Regions from separate parts of the Homo sapiens genome. Here regions 1 and 2 are each linked to region 3. Evidence: chromatin contacts called from ENCODE Hi-C data. All regions are on one chromosome and are shown on one strand. The core of a region is the stretch at or near the end of the contact, and the rest is flanking DNA. Distances in the headings are between cores, read along the strand shown. Region 1 holds the start of STK11IP (serine/threonine kinase 11 interacting protein). Region 2 holds the start of CHPF (chondroitin polymerizing factor). Region 3 holds the start of ARPC2 (actin related protein 2/3 complex subunit 2).

Region 1 (3,429 bases), core at 92-2,591, 1.4 Mb after region 3:
GCTGGGATTACAGGCGTGAGCCACCGCGCCAGGCCACGGCCAGCTCTTACATAGAAAGGTGGGGGGAAGTTTAGGTTTTATGGCTGGCTTTGGGGGAGAGGGCTTCTAGTTTCTGTGACTCATCTTGGGGAAGAGGAATTCTGGTTTCTATGGCTTGCCTTGGGGAAGAAAGAAGGCTGGGAGACAGGAGGGCAGGAAAAGGTCGGAGAGACTGTGCCTGAGGCCTTCCAGTCTCTTTTAGTTCAAAATAGTCAGCATACCAAAGCGCCGTATTTTGGGGTATTGTTTTTCTGAGCTCAACACTGCTGCTTCGGATGTATCTCCACTTACTTTATTTAACCTAAAAGGCTTTCAGCTCAGAGCACAAGTAGTATGCCATGAATGCGAAATTGTGTGGTTCAAATATTCAAAATATTTGAAATATTTGCCATTTCAAATATTTTGTCTTGAGAAAATAAAATCTTTCAAATCTGGCAACTTGGGATAAAGATGACTATGATCCTATCCCTCCTTTCAACTGGCTTAGGATTCATTTTGATTTTCCTCTGTAGAAATGGGGCGCTTCATGAAAGAAACTCTCTCTGAAAACCAGGAATTCTGTTAAAAGACCTTTTTGCTAATCTAGTTCAGTAGTTGACGTTAGCATTTGACGGGGAGCCTGGTGAAAGCTACCATGAGAATTCGGAAGCAAGAAACTGGCAGTCCTGGCGCTACTGGTTACTAATTGAACGACCTTCGCAAGTAACCTAGCCTCTGTGAACCTGTTCTCATTTTCAAACGCGGTTGAATAACTACTTTTCAACTAGGATGTTATGAAAGGTAATAGGGTAAAGACAAAGGACTAGGTTCGCGTGGAGCCCAGTACTGCTGAAGGAAAGATACACGAGTTTGGAGGGAGTCTAAGGAAAAGGAGGCAAAGGACCCCGGAGGTTATATCCTCGGTGGCCTCAGCTTTTACACGATCTAAGTCCATCCTACGGCGGATACGCTCTCCTTTCACTGGAAAATGACTGTTTGCGTTGAAAAAATTTTTATCTAACAAAGCTCCATTTCTCTAAACTTTGCTTCCCCGCCCAGTTTGCAAACGAGTCAGGGTTTCCTCACCGGCGCGGTAGGCTCGCCGAAAGCCAAGCGGGAGCCCCAGGCTGCGCAGGGCGGGGGAATAATGGGTGCCCAGCTCCGGGCCAGGAAGCCCAGGGAACCACTGCAGCCACCACCGCGGTCAGGAGACAGCCCCCGCACCGCCCCTTTTCGATTCGTTTGCATGATCTACGGCGCGGTTTCCGGCGGCAGAGACATGTTTTCCGGTCGTCCCTTGGCTCGATTTTCTTCCGGGGCGGGACTTCCTTTCCATCATTGATAGGCGCCGGGCAGCTGAGCTGGTAGGAGGACCAGACGGGGAGGTTCGGTATGTCTGACCAGGACTTATGTTCCTCGAAAGGGCGGCCAGGAGGATGCTCTTCCTCTCTTTTCTTTCTCGCCTTTTTCTCCGCATGACGCCTCGGTTTGCGCGGACGCCCTGGGCTTTTGGCACTACCGCCCACCTGAGGCTCTTCCGCTTCCTCTTTCCCCCCCCAGGCTCCGCCCCCCAGCGTCCCGTGGCCATGACGACCGCTCAGAGGGACTCCCTGTTGTGGAAGCTCGCGGGGTTGCTGCGGGAGTCCGGTGAGTGGACTTCCGGTTGGGCTGGGCCTCGGACCTCGGACGAGGTGGGGGTGGTGCTTTCTGGAGACACGCCCTGAGAGTCATGGAGTTACGACTGGTAGGGTCACCAGGTGTCAGAGTTCAATTTCTTTACTTTTCCCAGGTTTGTTCGCCCTTACAGTGTCCTTTGCCTGTGATAGCCTAAACTCTAGCCGTCCTTTGAGGCCAAAGGGCGGTATCCCTCCCTCCGTGCCTTCTCTGACACTGTCAGAAGGAAGTGATCATTACCTGACTAAAAGCCCCTCAGGACCAGGGACTGATCTCGGTCATAATCATTATTGTGTAGCAAGGTACTAAATACAGTAGATAGAAGCACGAGATTTGGAGTCGGACCCACTTGGGTTGGAATATCAACCCTCTTTCAAACTTGCCATACTGTTTCCTGAGGCTCAGTTTTCCTCACAGATTGGCATAGTGATTGTACTTAACATTTGTGGGGATTCGTTTTAATTCATGTATTTAGTACAATGCCTGCAAGTATAGTAACTGCTTACAGTTGGGAGCTATTGTTATTGTAATGATTTCCCTGATGCTTGGCACTGTGCCTGGGCATAATGGAGCCACAGTAGTTGTTGAATACTTGGTTGGCATTAGTTGTGGTAGAAAAAGCCTTGGCTTTGAGATCAGATAGGAGAAGTAACTTCCTACCAATTATATGATCTCCATCAAGATTTTTCACTTTTTTGAACCTCAATTTTCATATCTGTAAGATGGGGTTAATAGTGCTTCTCTTTGAGAGATTCTGAGAAGGTTTGAATGAGATACCAAAGTCATCTGGTACATACTACAGTTAATGTTAGCTGTCCTCCATCACTCCATGCTCCTATTGACGATATCTGTGGAAGCTCTCTTTATAGCAGTTTTCTTTTCTTTCTTTTCTTTTTTTTGAGACAGAGTCTTGCTGTGTCACCCAGGCTGGAGTGCAGTGGCGCAATCTCAGCTCACTGCAACCTCCACCTCCTGGGACGAAGTGATTCTCCTGCCTCAGCCTCCTGAGTAGCTGGGACTACAGGTGTGCACCACCATGACCGGCTAATTTTTGTATTTTTAGTAGAGACGGGGTTTCACCATGTTGGCCAGGTTGGTCTTGAACTCCTGACCTCAAGTGATTAACCTGCCTTGGCCTCCCAAAGTGCTAGGATTAAAGTCGTGAGCCACAGCACCTGGCCAGTAGCAGTTTCATTTCCTGGCTTGTATTGATAACTTTGCAAATGTCTTATATCCTTCTCTGGGAGGAGACAACTAGGAGGCCCTTTGAACGTGGGAAGAGTCCTTGAACCATGTCTGTATCTATCCTCAGTGTCTAGTACATACAGAATCCTTCATGTCAGGTTGTAGGACTTGTTAATTTATTCAGTGATGAATGGTGGGTGTGTGAATGTGTGACTACAAGGAGGTAGCAGGAGAAGAGCTTTGTGGCAGCAGAATAGTTTTGTATCTTGATTGCGTGGCTGCAGGAATTTATATAAACAGCATATAGCTATATATACATATTGTACCAACATCAGTGTCCTGAATTTTTTTTTTTTTTTGAGATGGAGTCTCGCTCTGTCACCCAGGCTGGAGTGCAGTGGTATGATCTCGGCTCACTGCAACCCCTGCCTCCCTCCCAGGTTGAAGTGATTCTTCTGCCTCAGCCTCCCGAGTAGCTGGGACTACAGGCATGCACCACCATGCCCTACTAATTTTTGTATTTTTAGTAGAGACGGGGTTTCACCATATTGG
Region 2 (3,759 bases), core at 308-2,807, 1.3 Mb after region 3:
GGTCAGCACAGACCCTGGCAGGTCACGTCTTCTCTGTATCTGTTCTCTCACCTATGAATAGGTTAAAAATAAACCCTCTCTCCCAGGGGTCATGAGGATTTAAACGAAATGGTCTTAAACAGGTAGTGCTTTGCATTTGGGAGATGGCAATACCCACCCAGATAGGAGAGAGATATTGTGGGTCTGACTCCGGGGTTCGCTACTTAGTAGTTATGTCCTTGAGCATGTTATTTAACCTGAGCCATCTGTAAAATGGGACTGATTATATCTGTTTAAAGCACCCAGCCAAACGCTGGACACACCATGTATCTACTCATTTCTATATAAATATGCCATTATGCCACAAATGCCTCACATAAATGACATAAAGGAACGTTTGGCATAGGGGTGTACTGAGTGTTTTTGCGGGGAGGGGCAAACTGCACTCAGGGGCTCTAGGAACTTACCTTTTGGTAAGGCAGAAGGTAAATTGCAGAACCAGCATTTGAACCCAATGTTACTTAGAAGTTATTTCAACTCATCAGCAGAGACATTAATGAGATAGGTACATTCCTCCCTCCCCCATCTCACCCTGAGGTGGCCCTTGTAACCCACTCAGGAACAAGAGATCCAGGTAAATCCTAGTTCTCTCCTTTCTCTTCCCCTGTCTCTATACACTCACCCTATATATAAGTCATTTCTCTAACACCAGCAGCCCAGCCAGGGAGCTAGTAGGATCTCTGGGGCGCCATCGGGTCGAGCCGGTTTAGGACACAGTCCAGTAAGTTCAGCCCAGGCCGGGATAGGGCCCAGAGAAAGTCTCGGACTGGCCCCACGGCTCTCGGGAAGGCAGGGCCATCGGAAGTTATCGGGGCCCAAAGACTTCCTGGCTCGCCAGCCCCTTCCTTCCGGAGCCTGACCCGGGCCCGGGCGACCTCCCCGCGCGCTTCCCGGCCGCTGCCCAGGGGGTAGAGCGGGCGCAGCCGATCACTACCTGACGGCCTTTTTGGCGGCCTGGCCGGGCTGTGCAGGGTGGTAGGGCAAGACGCGCGGCTCCCAATTCTCCCCGGCGCCTTCGCCGGCCCCGGGCTTCTCGCGCTCCGCTCCGGGCTGCACCGAGTTGGGCCGGCGCGCCGCGTTGGTGTTGCCGCGCGGCGGCAGCTCAGAGTCTCCAGGTTGGGGCGGGCCTGGGCCGCACGGCTCCTCCACCCAGGTGACGCTGAGCAGGCTCAGGGTGAAGCCCAGGGAGATGCCCACGGCCACGGGCCCTGCGGGCCGCAGCACCGACAGCAGCAGCGATGCCCGCATGGCGCCCGGACCGCGGGTCCCCGGCCCCGGCGAACCCCCAGAGCAGCCAGAGGAGTCTCCGAGGGGGCGGGACCGGGGAGGGGGCGGATCCGGAGGGCTCGGGCCCCGCGGGCGGGCCCGCTCCCTCCCCGCAGAGCAGAGCCAGCGGCCCGAGCCGAATCCCCGGAGCCGCGCCTCGATTCCCCTCCAGCAGCTGCTCTGGGCTGCGCAGGGTTCTTGCGCTCGGCACTGGAGCCTCAGCCGCGGCCGCAGCTGTCCGACGTGTCACTGCAAGGGCCCCGCCCCCGGGGTGGGGTCTCGGGCTCTCGCTACCGGAGAGGGAGGAGAAGGGGGAGGTTAAAGGGGAAGGACCCCCGGAAGTGCCCCCTCCTCAGTGCGGGAGAGGGAGACGCCGGGGGCGGAGTCCCCTGCCTCCCGCGGCGTGGTTGGTGCGTCCCATGTGACGTCAGAAGCAGCCCGCCCCTGCCTGGATGGTGCGCCCTGAGTGACGTCAGGAGCAGAGGCCGGAGCTGTCCATCAGCACCAAAGGCCGCGGGCGGGCTCAGGGCATGGGGCCGCGGTTCTGGGGCGGCCCGAGCCCCGGCTCCTGCGCCTTCCCCTTCCTCAGGCCCAGCCCGAGTTCCCGGACGCCGCGGGACTGGAGTGCCAGCCGGTGTTGGACGTGGAGCGGCGCCGCCACCGCGCCGACACCATTCTCTCCGGCCCAGCAGCCCCCTTCCTCGCACGACGGACTTTCCCTGGACCCCAGTCAGTTGGAGCCTCTGGCGCCCCGCAACCCCGGCCCCTCGGGCCTCTGCACAGCCTCTTTCACTCAGAAGCTCAGGTCGCCTCCAGCCCAGGTAAATCTTGGACAATCCCATATTGAGCCGCCCACAGATGAATCTCTTGGCTGCCTCCTTCTCACTGGCAGCACGCTCCCTTCATCCCCCCGACTCCCGTCCCTCTTTTAACTTCATCCCAGCCTCCACTAGCCAGGCACTTTTGTTTCCCTTTGTCTTTGCTCCCCACTCCAGAGATGCTTCCGGAGCTGCACAAATGTGGATACTATTCCTTTGTCCACTGTCCTTGCTGAGTTCTCCCAATCCCTCTCCCACCCCCATCCTGGTGGGGACCCAGGACTCCTCCGTGACCCCAACTTTCCCTCTGTCAGGTTAACTTGGGAGGGTGACTCCCTTCTATTCCCAGCACTATGCCGGGGACTGTGGCAACACTGCGGTTCCAGCTGCTGCCCCCTGAGCCAGATGATGCCTTCTGGGGTGCACCTTGTGAACAGCCCCTGGAGCGCAGGTACCAGGCACTGCCGGCCCTCGTCTGCATCATGTGCTGTTTGTTTGGAGTCGTCTACTGCTTCTTCGGTGAGATCCCCATCTCATCCCTCACCTGGGCTCCCCAGTGTTTCCCCGAGTTCTTTTTCTGGGCCCCCAAGTCTTCTCTGAATCCCTCTACCATCATGAATAATTCTTCCTTTTCTTTCATCCCACACATTTATAGATTGTCTAGACTCTAGATTATAGGAAAAACAGGTTTTTGGATTAGGCACACCTGAGTGTGAATTTACTTAGCTTTGCAGTTACTAATTGTGATGTCTTGGGCACATTAATCTGTCTGAGCCTCAGTTTTCTCATCTGAACAATGATCACAATATTTGTCTCATGTAGTGTTGTAAGAATTAGTAAGCATTCAATAAATTGTAGCTATTGTGAGGATGTGTTTGGCTAACTGTGCTAGGTAGCCACTGAAAACACTTAGCAGGGTTATTACACATGGTCCCTTACCACAGGGCATATTGTCTGACAGGGAGGAGACTCCCTGGAGCATTTACACCTGGGATACATATTAGAGTGGGCTGGATGGTGGTCACACACATCCATCCAGCCTACAAGGCAGGCTCCGGTAATCAGAGCTGCTGTGAATACTTGTACAGGACGGGTACTAAATAAGGGAGCTCAGCTGAGTGGGCAAGTGGGGGCTAAAGTCCAGCTCATGCTCTGACAAACTCTGGGCCTTGGCACAAAGCTGCTTTGCCTAGAGAAAGGCACACCTTTTTCTAATATGCATAAAGGTGCCAGATGGGCTAGTGGCCCAGTATAATGGGAGTAAGTGACCAGTGGCTTTGCAGCAAGAGTTACAGAACTTCAGAGAGGAGAGTGAGCTCTATGGGCTGGGGGCCCAAAGAAAGCCTCCAGGAGAATTGTAGGTGAGTGGGACCAGTGGGGGCAAATGAGTCTTGGGGGCTGGGGTTCCAGGTTGAGCAGAGGTAGTGCAAGACTTGTGTTCTGCAGCCTCCCCCTGCAATGGGTGGGTAGACAGGGTTGGGAGCCAGATGGTCCCTCCCATTCCTCCCCCAAACTCTGGGCTGAACAACTGAAGAGTAGGCAGGAGGAAGTGCCCCCCGCAAGGGTTCAGGACACGTTCTGGGCCTCCAAGGATTCTGTATCACCTCACCCCCTCCATATCTGTACCCACTCCCTC
Region 3 (3,542 bases), core at 16-2,515:
AAAAAAAATTTAAGTTAGCGTATAATTTTAGGGGATCAGCAATATCCTGAAGCTTATCCATAGCCCGTTAAGTAATGTTTCAAAGGGCTATCTGTGCCTTAATGATAGGAGCTAGTTTCTTGTTCATTTTTTTATCCCCATCCCCAAACACATAGCAGAAAATAAATTATTTCCTTGTATGTAGAACGGACTCAGCTAAGTTTATTATATTCTCCCCGGAGGAGGGAAAACACAAAACAAGGCACAAAGGCAGAAGGTGCAGATGTAGCACAACGATGAGTTAAGATTCCGCACGCAGGTAACAAGGAGGGTATGGTATATCTCTGCCAGAGGTACTGGAAGGTTTCAAAGGCAGAAAAAAATGTGTTCCGGACACCTGGACGCAGAATTGGAGGCATGACAGGAACACAGGGAGGCCCATCTAAGTTGCCTATTCACCCAGGTGACCTCTCTTTCATTTCTTTAATTGTCCTTTTAACAATATGGGGAATTTCACCCAAGGAAAGGGTCCTCTTCTCGCCCCAGCAGGCAAGGGGTGTTCCTCCAGCGCAAGTTCCGGCCCCAGCTGCCCCCACGTCCCACAGGTCTCCTGCCTTTTGGCACGCACACTCCTGACCACTCGCTGCTTCCGCATCCCTACTCTGATCCTCTCCCCATGCATCTCTGCCTCCTTAGACAACTGAGAATTTTATTGTCTGTTTCCTTTGCCAGACTGTAAGTTCCACGAGGGCAGGGCCTCGTCCATTTCATTTACCACTACATCCCCAGTATAGAGCAAGAGCCCATGAAAATGTTTGTTGGAGAAATGAATGCATGATGGTGTCGCTGGACAGCTATACCTGGAAAGAAAAAGAGGCACCCCCATCAAACAAGCTGGGAGCTAAGAAGCCCGCTGGGAGACGACAAGGGCGAGCTTCTTGCGAGGTTTCTGAAATGACAAGACCGGAAGAATGGAGTTGGATCTCTGGGACAAGCGGGAGAGAGAAGCTGAACAGTCAGGCAAGCCTCGGGGAATGACAGCTCCGCGGGGGACGCACTGGTAGGCGGTAGACGTAAGCGGGGTCGGTGGGAAAGTAGACGGTGGGGCGGCGGCATCACACATACGCAAGCGCAGCCTCCGTTTCCTCCGGCGCGCCTGCGCTCGCGTTCACGAGTGGTTGAAGCGGAAATGGCGCCGCGGGGCCGCGCGTCCAGGCGGCGAGCGGAAGTGGGTGTGAGAGCGGAAGTGGCCGGCTAGAGCCGGGGGCTGGGCGGGGACCGGGCTTGTCGGTGAAGCGGCAGTGGCGGCGGCGGCGGCGGCTCGGCAGGCGGGTTCAGGCTTCGGGGGCCAGGTCGGTTGGGTGGGTGGGTGTCTCCACAGTCTGCGTGCGTGGGCCAGCGCGTTCGTCTTACCCTTCCCTCCACCCCGGCCCCTCTCCCCTTCTCCCCTAACCTCCTACCCCACCCAGCCCCACTCAGGGGGCAGCAGGGCCGCTCCCTCCGTCCTTGCCTCCCTTACCCACCCTCACCGGCCCTTGTTTCTCCTTCCCCTGGGGGCAGCCGCCGCCATGATCCTGCTGGAGGTGAACAACCGCATCATCGAGGAGACGCTCGCGCTCAAGTTCGAGAACGCGGCCGCCGGGTGAGCGCGCGCCCGGGGCCGGGGGTGGCGGGGGAAGCAGAGTTGACCCCAGCTAATCCCCAATGTTGTCCAGTCCCCCAGACCTGGAGGAGAGAAATGGGGTGCCTGGCAGGGTGTAGGGGCTGCCCCAGCGGGGTAGACGTGGGAGGCGATTGGGCGCGGCCGGGCGAGGGGCAGAGATGCGTGGGGAGAGGCTCAGAGGAGGGATGCGGAAGCAGCGAGTGGTGAGGGCTGTGCGTGCCAAAGGGCAGGAGACCTGTGGGACGTGGGGGACCCTGGAGCCGGAACTCGCTCCGGAGTAGCCCCCTGCCCTCTGGGGCGAGAAGGGGACCCCTTCCCTGCGTGAAATTCCCCGGCATTGTTCTGAACCCAGAGAGAGCCTGTTTGGAATTGGGTTGGAAGGAGTTTTCAGGAATTCCCAGGACTGGAGGAGGGAAGGAGATGCAGGCCCACATCGCCACCAGCATTCTCGTTCCCCACCCCCATCTCCTTTAAAAGGAGCAGAAGAGAAGACTAAAAGCCGACCCAGTCTTAGAGCCGGAAAAACGCGATCTCTGGTTTCCCTTCCCCGAACCCTTCTGTGAGAGACACTGGGCCATTTTGTTACATATTTTTAAAGCAAAGCCAATTGTCCCTCGCTCCACACCCCTTCCTTATCTCTCCTTTGAGGTTCTAATGCTCTCTCCTCACCCACTAGCCTTTATCTGGTTATCTTGTAAATTCTTACATCAAGACCCTAGGTCTGTGATTTCTTCTGTGGTAGCCCTGGCCCAGTTACACACTTCAAAGACTCCAGAATCTATAAAGTTCTTAGATAACCTGTCTTTACGATTGGACTTTTTAAAAGATGGGCTTAGGGCATCTTTCCAAGGCAGCCTCTCTGCCAAACACAAGAATCAGTAGAAGACAATCTGCTCCTCCAAAGCTGCTTTGCTTTTCTAGTATAATATTTAAAACATGAGCTAAGGATTTTGGGTTCTAATTTTTGGTGGCCTGTGGCCAGTCCCTTTGCCTCATTTCCCTATGTATGAGCATGGGGCTTCACATCTGGGTTTCACAGTTAATAAGTGCAGACCGTTTCTGGTGAACTGGGAACTAGTAATAGGAAAGTGCTTGCAGATCCACAGATGGGAGAAGATTGGTAGAGGGGAATTTTTAAGTGGTCATAATGTACTTGTGGCTTGGAGGCATTAGAAAGTATTAACTGCCATTTAAATTGAATATATAGTATGTCCTGTCTCCTTTATAAGGCCACAGATTTTATCTGTAAAACAAAGCACTACTTTCCTTGAAGTAATACGTGTAGTGAGCAGTACTGTTTCCTGCCAGGGGCTGCAGTTGGTTATATTTGAGGCTGACTTGCTTCTTTCTTGTCTTAGCCTCTCTTACCAGTTTCTTTGCATTTTAAATATTCAAATGAATCAGCCCAGAGTCTTATTTTGGGTGATTGCTGTATACTTTTTTCTGAGCAGTGTAACACATAGGAGGAAGTTGAATTAACTTCTGCATTTTCATAACTGATCTTAATGCATTCTCAGGTCCAGACTAGCAAAGAATGAGACCTGGGCGGTTATAAGCTGATCTACAAGATAAATGGCTGTGTATTTTCAAGTAGAGGCATGTCTTTTAACATAGGAGTACATTCTCATCTATTTGTGTATTAATGACTTGTGATTCCAAAATGTGGCCCATTATTCGGAACTTCAGTTCTTTCTTTTTCTTTTAGAAAATTATTCTTAAAAAGAGAAGCTAACCATTTCGGAGGGATTAAATAGGCCCTCAAGTCTGGAAGACATAAGTTAGAACTTCCAGGACTTTTTTTTTTTTTTCCGAGACAGAGTCTCTCACTGGCTGGAATGCAGTGGCGCGATCTCTGCTCACTGCAACCTCGCCCTCCCAGGCTCAAGTGAGTCTCATGTCT

What was found. A loop is a pair of places that touch in the nucleus more often than their neighbours do. Pooled maps may share reads with other maps.
Region 1: a loop to region 3 is called in a pooled map, with 19 times the contacts of the local background. The contact joins the promoter of STK11IP here to the promoter of ARPC2 in region 3. A Hi-C loop is called at or near these places in 5 of 37 single-sample maps with no recorded cell type and 9 of 50 pooled maps.
Region 2: a map of naive thymus-derived CD4-positive, alpha-beta T cell shows a loop between it and region 3 (22-fold over the local background). The contact joins the promoter of CHPF here to the promoter of ARPC2 in region 3. A Hi-C loop is called at or near these places in 1 of 168 maps with a recorded cell type or tissue (naive thymus-derived CD4-positive, alpha-beta T cell), 3 of 37 single-sample maps with no recorded cell type and 9 of 50 pooled maps.

The regions. Positions count from the first base shown.
Region 1 is chr2:219,596,516-219,599,944 of GRCh38, forward strand. It overlaps STK11IP (serine/threonine kinase 11 interacting protein), which reads left to right and starts at 1,342. Exons shown (of 25, transcript NM_052902.4): 1 at 1,342-1,408; 2 at 1,579-1,665. The coding sequence starts at 1,605. RefSeq lists enhancers at 1,294-1,513, 1,724-1,783.
Region 2 is chr2:219,542,252-219,546,010 of GRCh38, forward strand. CHPF (chondroitin polymerizing factor) reads right to left here and starts at 1,558. Exons shown (of 4, transcript NM_024536.6): 1 at 974-1,558. The coding sequence starts at 1,287. TMEM198 (transmembrane protein 198) reads left to right here and starts at 1,777. Exons shown (of 5, transcript NM_001005209.3): 1 at 1,777-2,126; 2 at 2,438-2,642. The coding sequence starts at 2,477. RefSeq lists silencers at 990-1,079, 1,090-1,799, 1,840-1,979.
Region 3 is chr2:218,215,924-218,219,465 of GRCh38, forward strand. ARPC2 (actin related protein 2/3 complex subunit 2) reads left to right here and starts at 1,266. Exons shown (of 11, transcript NM_152862.3): 1 at 1,266-1,331; 2 at 1,540-1,621. The coding sequence starts at 1,548. It overlaps LOC101928487 (a long non-coding RNA gene), which reads right to left and starts at 1,263. Exons shown (of 2, transcript XR_923908.2): 1 at 1,105-1,263; 2 at 178-928. RefSeq lists an enhancer at 1,275-1,878 and a silencer at 1,400-1,449.